3 separate regions of the Homo sapiens genome follow, and regions 2 and 3 are each linked to region 1. A link is a contact called in ENCODE Hi-C or POLR2A ChIA-PET data. All regions are on one chromosome and are shown on one strand. Each heading gives the region's core, a stretch centred on a gene start or an enhancer-like site at or near the end of the contact. The rest is flanking DNA. Distances are from core to core; before and after follow the strand shown.

Region 1 (3,467 bases), core at 345-2,844:
AAAAAAAAAAAAAAAAAGAACCTCAGCCCCAGCCCCAGAACTCAGGCAGCGAGGCCAGGCAGGGAAGGGCGGGGCACCACTCTCAGGAGGCCAGAGAGGAGCATGCACCGCGGGACCCTCCCCCAAGCCAACCTCCTCCACATCCAAAGCACGGCGGGCCCAGCTCCCACCCCACCCGGTCCTGGCCAGGCCAGGAGTGTGTGCGAAGGGTCACAGCAGGAGAGGGCATGGGGCAGCACCAGAAGGGGCGGGCCCGGGGATGAGGAGGCGGAGCCTAAACTCGGCCTAAAAGGCGGGGGGCGGAGGGGTGAGGGCGGGGCCTGTGAGGAGGCGCGGGGCGGCAGGCGGGCGGGGCGGGGGTAGGCAGAACGGGGGGCGGGGCCTGTGGGAAGTTGGGGAGGGGCCAGTGCGGGGAGGTGGGACAGGCACTCACTGTAGAGCTGCACCATGGTGCTGAGGGCCCCCTCCAGCTCCTTGTAGATGTAAAGGACGGCGAAGGAGCTGTAGTCTGTGTCCACGATGCGCACGTCCAGGTAGCCCAAGGCTGCGGAGAGGCAGGCGGCCTTTTCAGGCTGGAGAAGTGGATGGGCCCGGGCACCGACCCCACCCATGCCTGCCCCTGCTGCTGGGCTGTGAGCCTGTTCCCCGAAGACAGAGGAGGGGCGGGGAGGGCGGGCAGGGGGCTGGAGACTGGGATGGACAGCTTGGGCCCGGGTGGAAAGTCAGCCCCACGTCACCCCCAGAGAAGCGGCATCCAGCACCCCTGAAGGCAGAGGAGGCAGGACCTACCCGGGACTCTGAAGTGTCCCTCGGAGCCCACCTTCAGGTACTCGGCATCCACCTGGTTACAGCCGTCCGCCCTGGGGGTGCACAGCCGGCTCACTCATGGCACCCAGCTACCTCAGCTCCCCAGCCCAGCCCAGGCAGCCCAGCCCAAGTAACTCACCCCGGGAACTCCATGTGGACGTGGAGGCCGCCCTCCTCTGTGGGCCTGATGGCCCTGGTGGACATGGACAGGTGGTCCTTCTTGCCCAGGAAGACCCTGCAGTCAGATGCCATGGAGACCACGTACCAGAGGCCTGAGAACTGCCGGGGGCTTAGTCACCCGCAGGCCAGGACAGCCAGCAGCAGGGCCCTCCTTGCCCAGGGACCCAGGGGACAACTCAGAAGTCACACAGCAAGGGGTCTCGGAGTGGCCATGTCTTGGGTGTGAGCTGAGCCCAGGTGGACAGGAACTCATCTTGGGTAGGTCACAGTGCAACTGTGAGCCTCAGTTCCCAGCTGTGAAGTGGGTGCAGTAATGATCCATTCACAGGTTGGTTTAGGATTAAGCGCAGAGTGGGTCTATAGCACGTGCCTGGCCGGGCACAGAGCAAGCGCCCCAGGAAAGGCAGTTGTCACAATTATCACGTTGTCTCTGGCAGGGGCCCAGCTCCCACCCACCACAGGACAGCAGAGGCCCCTGGTACCTTTTCAGCATTGAAGTCAGGCTGCAGCAGAACCTCAGCCTGAGCCGTGGGCGCCCAGAGCAGGGTCAGGATTGCGCCGAGCAGGAATGACATCATCCCCTCCCCTGCCCTCCAGCCCCTGGTGCTGAGTCCCCAAGCCCCAGGGGGCCAGCTTTATAGCCCAGGCCACCACCTGGGTGCACCTGCTCCTGGGCGGAGCAGATGGAAGCGGAAGGCACTTCGGCTCTGAGACTCCGGCCCCCTTGTCCATTGTTTGGCACAATCACTCGGATGTCCCCCAGCCCAGGGGGTCATTTCCTGGAGGGCTCCAGACAGCCAGGCTCTGGCCTGATGCACCCGGGCTGAGGATTTGTCCCCTAGGCCTGCCAGACTATGTCACCAGTCACGGGGCCACTGCCAAGCCACAGCAGAGACTTGTCCTGCCTTGCCTGGACTCGCACCCAAGCCCCTCTGTCCACACTCTGTCTGGCTGGGCTGGGCCAGGGCCTTTGGGGTACAGCTGCAGAGAGCTGGGCTGGGGTTGGTCTGGCTAGGCCCCCTCTCCTGGGATCTGGCCACCCAGAAAGCCCCCTTCTCTCACCCCCAACATGGGGGGTAGGGTCACACTGGCAGAGTGTCCAGGGCAGAGCTTGTGCCCCCACACTGTGAGAGAGGCCTGGGCACCCCTCACTCCAGACCCCCACCACCCCCGATGCAGCCCCCAGCTGGGCTTCCAGCAAGCAGGCCAGGGACCGGACGGGACCGGACAGGGCTGGGCTGGCCCTGGGGAGGATTACGGCATTGGATACCGCCTTATCACTGGTTGTATAAGCGTGCAGGGGGCAATGACGCCAGGAAGGCGCCGCAGTCTGGCAGAGGCAGGAACCTCCCAAGTGACCTCTCTGTGTCCCCACAGAGCACCCAGGGACACTGGGCAAGGAGCAGCAGGTGGCCTCGGAGCACGCCCAGACCCCTCTGGTCAGGGGCGGGAGTCCTGCCAGGGAGGCCAGCACTGCCAGTCCTCTGGAGTGAGAGTGAGGCAGGAGAAGAGGGCCTGGACGCAGGGAGCCCAAGGGCGTCCTAGAACCAAATCAACTGGAAACACTAACGATGACGGGAATGTGAATGGCTTTGTACCTTCACTCCATCCTCTCCGTTTACGTAGGGCTCATACCGAGTACATGACTTCGTTTTGTTTGTTTGTTTTTTGAGATGGAGTTTTGCTCTTGTTGCCCAGGCTGGAGTGCAGTGGTGCACTCCTTGGCTCTCTGCAGCCTCTGCCTCCCGGGTTTAAGCGATTTTCCTGCCTCAGCCTCCTGACTATCTGGGATTACAGGCACCCGCCACCACACCCAGCTAATTTTGTATTTTTAGTAGAGACGGGGTTTCTCCATGTTCATCAGGCTGGTCTTGAACTCCCGACCTCAGGTGATACACCCACCTCAGCCTCCCAAAGTACTGGGATTACAGGCGTGACAGTATGCTCAGCCGAGAAAATGACTTTGACTTCATCCTCTTCATTTACATAGGGCATACACCAAGTAACCAATGGTAAACCGCTAGAGGATATTGAAACACTAGAAAATTCTGTAACCGGGGCCCTTGAGCTGCTTGCTCAGCCCGCTCCCACCCTGTAAAGAGTGCTTTCATTTTCAATAAATTTCTGCTTTTGTTGCTTCATTCTTTCCTTGCTTTGTTTGTGTGTTTTGTCCAATTCTTTGTTCAAAATGCCAAGAACCTGGACACCCTCCACTGGTAACGTGAGAGGGGGACAGGGTCAGAGAAAGACCCTTGGCCCCCAGCATCGGGGAAGGGAAGGAGCCGAGGGCTTCTGCTTGTGGCCTCCACTGGTCTTCAGGAGGTTCCAGTTCCCAGCCACGCCCCTGACAGGTTCACCTAAGCCAGCAGTTAGATACAGCAGGAAAACTGTGGTCAGCAAGCCACCCAGATGCCGAAGCAAGAGACCGAGGGCACGAGCTGTTCCAGTTTAATAAAATATATAAAATAACAAGAGTTATA
Region 2 (3,467 bases), core at 667-3,166, 78 kb after region 1:
CCTGTCACTGCCTGGGGAGGCATTTGCCTCTGTACCATCGCCTTTGCCGCTGCCCCGTGGCTGCCGTGTGCGCTTCTGAGCTGGAAGAGGCCGGGCATTGGTGGTCCCCAGGCTGGGCCCTGCAGGTGCTGGGCCTTCAGGCCCAGTGTGAGCCTGCTCTGCAAGAAGGGAGGGGACAGCTGGCTTCAGCCAGGCTCGGTGGACACCCTGGCCCTCTCGGGGCAGAGCCGCCAGTGTTTCTCAGGGATGTGACTGAGGCCCAGGAGGGACCTGTGAGGGTCTGTTTACAGAGGCTGGGCAGGGGCCGCTTGGCTGTGGGGTGTGCGCTGCCCCGGCACCTGCTTGCCCTCCGCGCTCATCTGGGGCCGCAGCATGCCTATGGTTCCGCTTCCGGCCGGGAGCCCTGAACACGGGTGTGCAGACTCACCCTAAAGGGCGGCCCAGGCCCCACGCTAGAAGGCTGGCGAGACCGAAGGCAGCATGTGAGGCCTCTCCTGGGAGTGGGGGTTGTGTTTCCCACAGTGGCCTCAGCTGCGCCCCCGCTCAGGTGAGCCCGAAGGCAGGAGCCGGGAGGCACTCCTCCCAAACACTCCACTCAGACCATAAAGCACTCCTGTTTCACTCTGCGTGTGTCTGTTCTTCTGCCTGTACCTCTGCTCCCGCTGCCCCGGGCCCAGGCTGCCGTGGGTTGGCAGGAGGCTGCCCAGCAGTGGTGTGAGGACGTCCCACCAAGTCTGGCCACACCCTGGGTACATTCCAGCCCACCTGTGCCAGGGCTCAGCAGCTGCACGCAGCACGCTTGGCGACCTCAGCCCCAGGAGGTGGAAGTCCACTCTGCAAGGCTCCCAGGCAGCCGCCTGCAGCCCTGCCCCCCGCCTTCAGGCTCCTGCCCCCTCCAGCTGTCAGCAGCGCCCAGCCTCCACCCCCACAGCTACTGTTGCCATGAGAACCCTGCAGGGCAGGCAGGAAGAGTGTGCCAGTGAAGGGGAGGAGGTGGCCAAGCTGGAGGCTCCTCTGCCTGGGAGCCTTGTGGCCCCAGGGTGTTGGGCAGTCACTGCAGTCCCTGAGCAGGTGCTGTGGCCCACAGCAAGCTTAGCCTGGCCCCTTAGCCCACAGCCCATGAGGTCAGGGCCGGGTTCAGGGGTTCGCCTGGTGTGGGGATGGGTCGACAGTACGTGAACTTGACAGGATCACACCATGGACGGCTATGTTGGGGTTTCAGTGGGCCCTGCTTTGAACAGTGCAGAATGGGGTAGGTCCTGCCCTTCAGAGCCAAGGGCATCAGCTCCCCACCCCTCTGCCAAGCTAGAACGTTCCCAGGCCCAATGCCTTGGGGAGGGGCTGGCAGAGTGGGACGAGGACATTACCAGGCAGGTATGGCAGGTCACGTGCAGGCCTTCCCAGGCTGGCAGGGACCGGATGCAGGAGTGGCCTCACCCAGAGAGGATGGCATCCTGGGGACACAAGAGGCTGCAGGGGCCATCTGGCCCCAGGTACCCGCCAAGATTTTGGCATTGGCAGCCTTGAAGCAGATAGGGCCTGGGGAGAGGCCAGTGGGGCACAGAGTAGCCCATCTGCTCCTGCCTCGCCCGACAGGAGATGCGAATTCCAAGATGCCCCTGACCAATCTCTGCAGCCCAGGCCAGGGTTCGGGCCCCTCCTCTCAGGCAAGTGTGTTGGGGTGACACTGGCGGGACTGGCAGGCTGCTCCGGGCCACAAGACTCCTGCTTAGACACTGAGGTCTGTGTCTTGGGGGTGCTGCAGGGACCCTGTGCTCTGCACAGCCCCAAATTGGAGCCAGTGCAGCTCATGATCCCCAGCTCCACGGTGCAGCCCCCACTGGGTGCGGCCCCTTTAAGTACAGCCCCTTCAGCTGCCATCAGGGGCAGCACTGAGCAGCCAGGCCAGGATCCGCGCTGCTGCCTGGAAGCTTCTGCCCGTGCCGGGGACGCAGCAGTGCCGGGGACACAGAGGAGCCGACCTGGGGGTGGCACAGCCCACCGGGGCACAGCCAGAGCAGCACCCAGGTAAGGGGCTAGGGGCCGAGTTGCTGAGTGTGTCACCGTCATGGGCGGGGGAAGCTGCCTTAGGGCAGCCGAAAGGATGGGGAGTCCCCGCCCCCAGGCAACACCGGCTGTATCCCTTGAAGGGCCGCTCCCAGCCAGGGCAAGGCAAGGCAAGGCAGGGCTGGGAGGTGGGGAAGGCCGCCAGCCATCTCCGTGGGCTCCAGAAGGCCTTGGGCCCGGGAGAGGGCCGACCCCACCCCCATCCCCACGGGAGGGGGTGTCACCGACAGCTGCAGCCAGCAAGGCCGACTGTCACCTCCCTGGGGTGGAGCCTCACACCCTGTCATCCGGCCGGATTCCGGCCTGGCCTTGAGCTTAGCATGAAAGAGGGAGCAGGAGGGTAGACAGTCCTGCCACGGGTGGGGTGGAGGGGGGAGATGGGGGGGTGGGCGGGGGAGGCTGGGATGGGCACAAGGCCTGGGACTCGTGGCCCTGACCCAGAAAAACAGCCCTGCCAGCAGGAAGCCCCTGCACACCTGGGACACAGAGGGGGGACCCGGCCAGACCCCGAGAGGCCCATCCACCTGAGGTTCTGCCCTGCAAGGGGCCTGGCCAGGTACCCGCTTTCCCCAGCTCACTCTGGGGTAGACCCCCCAGACCAGGTGTTGGGTGTGCAGAGGCCAGGCCTGTGGCCACTCTCTGACGCACCCCCCAGCTGGCTCTGGGATCACAGAGGGGTTGGCAGCCCACATCTGAACCCAGGCCAGCCTGCCGCGTGGGGGCCTAAGAAATGCAGGTTTCCATGGAACCTTCTGAGCGAAATGGGGAGGGCCCTCTCCTGCAAAGCAGTGGGGCTTCCCCCACCCTCCGCCCTGCCCACCCCCAGCGGGCAGCTTCCAGGCCTGGTGCGCAGCTCAGAGGAGGGGCTGCCACGAGCTCGCGGCTCGATGGCTTGGGACTGCCTTGCAAACCCTAGGGGGGTGTCCTGTGCGTTTACACAAAGCTGGGGCCTTGTTTCAACCACCCAAAGATACTTGGGGTCAGAAAAGGTGTCGGCAGAGGAAAGGGAGATTTAGGGCCCGGGTATGCTCTCTGGGGGCATTTTTCTGGCCTGGGGCTCGCGGGAAGTTGAGGGCACCTAGGCGTGGGTCCTTGCAGTGCTGGGGGCGGGGCTCTGTGCTCGGCCCGGCCAGCAGGTGGGGTGGTTGGTGTCACCCACTTGGTGCAGAGCCGGCTAAGGCTGAGGCCCAGGGACTCGCCTTCCACTGTGCGCGATCGGAGGGGTCGCTCTGCAGTGGGCGCTGTGACGGGGGCGCAGTCACTGACGTCTCCTGGGGCAACACCTATAAATAAGGCCCAAATGCGGCCCGTCCTTCCAACTGCGGACACCAGAGGGCGCAGCCCCAGGACCACGCCCCCACTCCCCTACCCCACCCGGAAAGGGGTCCACCCGAGCCGAC
Region 3 (3,467 bases), core at 424-2,923, 77 kb before region 1:
CCTCACAGAGACCCCTGCCTACAGGGGATCCCAGGGCCAGAACCACAGGTGAGGCCTTCACAGATTCCAGCACAGGTGCCCAGAGCCCAGCCCCCAGGAACTCCCTGTTTCTGCAAACTGCCTTCCTCGCTGAAGGGTGCTCCACTGGGGACGTCAGCGCCAGTCACCACCTGGGCCAGCCCTGGAGTGTGCGCTCCCCGGGACCCCGGCCTGGGCCACCTGGCCCACATCACCACTGGTCACACACGTCTGGCTGAGCAGCCAGCAGGCCCTTCTCGGACTCTCCATGCTCACCATCAGGCCCAGGGTCCTCCTTCATATTCCTGGAGCTTCTGGGGCTCCGTTGGAAGCCATGACTGTAGGCCCGTTCCAGCAGCCTCAGTGCCCTCCCAGGGCTGGCAAGGACAGCGAGTGCAGGGAGCTAGCAAACCCTCACCCACTGCCCCTGGAACCACGGGGAAGGGGGCCTCTGGGGCCACAATGCCCCCACCCCAGGCCATTGCAAAAGCCACTGGCTGGGCAGTCCAAACAGGGCAGGGAGAAATGTAGCAACAGCCTGGGGACGGCTAACAGGGAGAGGGGGCAGGCAAGAGCCTTCTCCAGCAGCCACCCCGCCCAGGAGCAGGCAGCCCCCGCCGTCTTTGGCAGCCCAGTCTGACCTCTGGCCCCCAACCCCAGCCTGGCAAAACCAAGCTCCCACCTTCTGGAAGGCGTCCAGGGGAAAATTTCAGCCCCGCCGAACCCTAGTCCTAACTCTTCCTTCCCTTCGCTTGGAAGCTGGGCCCCCGGAGCTGTAGGCCAGGGGCGCGCTCCCCAGCACGGAAGCAGGTCCCCTCCGGGTCCCCCACCTCCCTGCGAAGAGGAAAGGGAGAGAAAGGGGAACCCGCCCCACAGGTGCGCCCATCACCGGGCGGACAGTCAGGAGGGGGTCGGAGGGAGGCCGAGGGGTGCCCCCACGCCGTCGTGCGCCCTGATCAATAGCCCTGGGGCAAGTCCCCGCCGCCCCGGCCTCGGTTTCCCCGCTCAGGAAGCAGGGCTGAGCCTCTCCCAGCGCGGACCGGCCCCCTTTCTCTCCGAAAGCTGCTCCACCCCCGGAACCCCACGCCGGGCTGCAGGGACGCGGCGGAGGCCGAAACCGGTGTAGACGCCCGGGGCCAGGGCGGGGGGTGGGGTGCTGGGCACTGTGACGCCGGCTCCTTGACCCCGTGACTCCGGGACCCCCTGACTCCGGGACCCCCTCCTGTGCCTGCCGCCGGCCCAGGCGCGCTCTCCCCGGAGCCCCGGAGCGGGGCGGGACGGGCGGGGCAGGAAGGAGGGAAGCCCAGAAGAAAGTTAGGGAAGCGGAAGCGGCGCGGCGGTTCCCCGGCCCCTCCCGGCGGCCCCCGGCCTTGCCTCATGTTCTCCACCGTCCGGCCGCCGTGGCGCAGCAGGCAGACGAGCGAGGCCACGGCGGACACCGTGAAGCACAGCGCGCAGTACAGGGCGACCTTGGCGTAGAACTCGGCCGCGCGGCTCAGCTGCACCAGCAGCAGCAGCAACAGCAGCGCCGCGGCCAGACACGGCCACAGCTCCATGGCCCGGCCCGGCGCCCGACGGCGCCGCCAGCTCGCTCCCGCTCCCGCTCCCGCTTCTCCCCCGCGCGCTCAGGCCCCTTATTGCGAGGGCGGCGGGGCTGGGCGGGGCGGGGCGCGGCGTGGGGGAGGAGCGCGCGGCAGGGAAGGGCTAGGTGCGGCGCCCCGCCCCGACACTGTCCCCAACAACGCCCCGACACGGTCCCCTCACCAGGCCCCGCCCCGCCACTGTCCCCAACCCCGCCCCGACACGGCCCCCCCTTCCCGCCCTGGGTCACCCGGCCCGGACCTCCCCTCCACGCTCCCTCCCCACAGCCTTCTGCCAGGTTACCGAGGCTCTGGCGCTCTGCTCCCACCCTCCCGGTCCCAGGGGACCCCCCCATCATGGCTTGCCGGTGGCTCGGGCTCTGGCGCTGCCCCCCATGGTCTGGGCCTCCTGCCCCGCCCGGTGCCCCCTCCCCCCGCTGCCGGGGCAGCCACAGGCTCCCGCGCGCAGAACCACAGCTCCCCAAGGGCGTAAAACCAGCGGGGATGCGCCCGTGCCAGGCCGGTGGCCACGCAAAGGGCCGCCGGAACCGCCCCCGAGTGACCAGTGGCCACCTGGCAGAAAGCCTGGCTCTTAGGGTGTTCTCGGTCCCCTGCGGGGAGACTCGTGGGGGCGCGCAGGCCAACTGGGGCGTGTGTCTGGGCGGGGCTGGGTTGCCCCACCCTGGGTGCCAGAAGTAGCCTTGTCACCAGGGACGCTCCGGGGGCAGGCGAGGTGGGTGTCAGGTGGCGGCGTTCACATCCGCTTGGCAGCACGGCCAGCGTGGCAGGGCAAGGTGCAGCTGGGACAAGGGCAGCAGTCACCTGGCCCGGCCCCCACCCGGCGTCCCACCTCAGGGAGCAGATGGAGATTGAAAAGCAGTTTCCTGGGGTCCCTCCTCATAGGGACTCTTGGGTTTGCTGCAGTTGCGGGAGTGCTGGCCGCCCTGCGCTCTAACGGGTCAGCAGGGGAGCACGGCCCCTCTTTTTTCAGATGCAGAGTTGAGCTGTTAAAACATTTCCCTGAACATTGTAACCACCCCCCAAACTGTACTGAGAGAATGACAAATACAGAAACTGCTCTTCAAATGAATGGGGAACTGCGGTCCTGAAGGACGTGGGGTCTCGCTGCCTGGGCTCAGCAGCCCCTGCCCAGGCGGTCCCAGCTTTTCTTGAAAGTGGAGACACATCCTTTTGCCTTAGGCCTGTAGGCATCTTACAGCGAAACCCAGGAGAGCATTTTCCAGCCCAGTCTCCTTCCAGATCCATATGGGCTTCATCTGGAATCAGCTTGGAGGGCCTGGCTTGACCTCTTTCCACGCTTGGAGCCGGAACTGCACACCCCGCAGCCGGGAGGTCTGAGAGCTGCACTGCTGTGCCTCTGAGAGGCTGAGAGGTGGCTGCTGACGGCTGCGGGGTTTTCATCTTCCAGGGCAGATGAGGTGGGTGCACCCTGCAGACAGGAGTGCCGCTGCCGGGAGCTGGGGGATGCGGGGGTGTGGGCTGGGGTCCCAGGTGGACTTCCTGGAGGAGTGGGGCTTCACAGCACCTTCAGCTGGAGGCTCTGTGCACCCAGGTCCCGAGCAGGTTGTACCCTGGCTGTGGAATCCAGTCCTCACAACCATCAGGCCTGTCCAGGGGCTTTACATGCCAGCCCCCTTCTTGTCCTTTACCTCCCAGCCCACCGACCTTTCCAGGGTGGCCACCATCTTCCTGCACCCCTAGGTGACTGTGTGTGTGTTGGACACCTCTCCCTCCTCTCCTCCCCCCGGAATGGAGCCCGTGGGGCCTCATCTGTTTTGTGCACCATGTGCGACCAGCACTCAGGCCAATGTCTGGCACATAGCAGGTGCTCAGCACACACTTTCCATA

The links. A loop is a pair of places that touch in the nucleus more often than their neighbours do. ChIA-PET counts read pairs that join two places held with the same protein, here RNA polymerase II (POLR2A). Pooled maps may share reads with other maps.
Region 2: a loop to region 1 is called in a pooled map, with 4 times the contacts of the local background. The contact joins the promoter of AJM1 here to the promoter of LCN15 in region 1. A Hi-C loop is called at or near these places in 5 of 50 pooled maps. POLR2A ChIA-PET finds 5 or more read pairs at or near these places in 4 of 52 experiments (A673, B cell, H1 and 1 more).
Region 3: a pooled map shows a loop between it and region 1 (6-fold over the local background). The contact joins the promoter of AGPAT2 here to the promoter of LCN15 in region 1. A Hi-C loop is called at or near these places in 3 of 37 single-sample maps with no recorded cell type and 5 of 50 pooled maps. POLR2A ChIA-PET finds 5 or more read pairs at or near these places in 2 of 52 experiments (H1 and WTC11).

Annotation. Positions count from the first base shown.
Region 1 is chr9:136,762,924-136,766,390 of GRCh38, forward strand. LCN15 (lipocalin 15) reads right to left here and starts at 1,595. Exons shown (of 7, transcript NM_203347.2): 1 at 1,470-1,595; 2 at 947-1,086; 3 at 790-860; 4 at 434-544. The coding sequence starts at 1,565. LOC107987143 (a long non-coding RNA gene) reads right to left here. Exons shown (of 3, transcript XR_001746981.2): 3 at 3,420-3,467. RefSeq lists enhancers at 318-965, 3,241-3,290, 3,301-3,350.
Region 2 is chr9:136,840,562-136,844,028 of GRCh38, forward strand. It overlaps AJM1 (apical junction component 1 homolog), which reads left to right and starts at 1,917. Exons shown (of 3, transcript NM_001080482.5): 1 at 1,917-2,028. It overlaps RABL6 (RAB, member RAS oncogene family like 6), which reads left to right. Exons shown (of 15, transcript NM_024718.5): 15 at 1-626. RefSeq lists silencers at 816-1,110, 2,057-2,386 and enhancers at 1,280-2,161, 1,607-1,746, 1,736-2,030, 2,162-3,042, 3,043-3,467.
Region 3 is chr9:136,685,784-136,689,250 of GRCh38, forward strand. AGPAT2 (1-acylglycerol-3-phosphate O-acyltransferase 2) reads right to left here and starts at 1,674. Exons shown (of 6, transcript NM_006412.4): 1 at 1,393-1,674. The coding sequence starts at 1,574. RefSeq lists an enhancer at 279-1,140 and silencers at 861-1,430, 1,651-1,850, 2,321-2,400.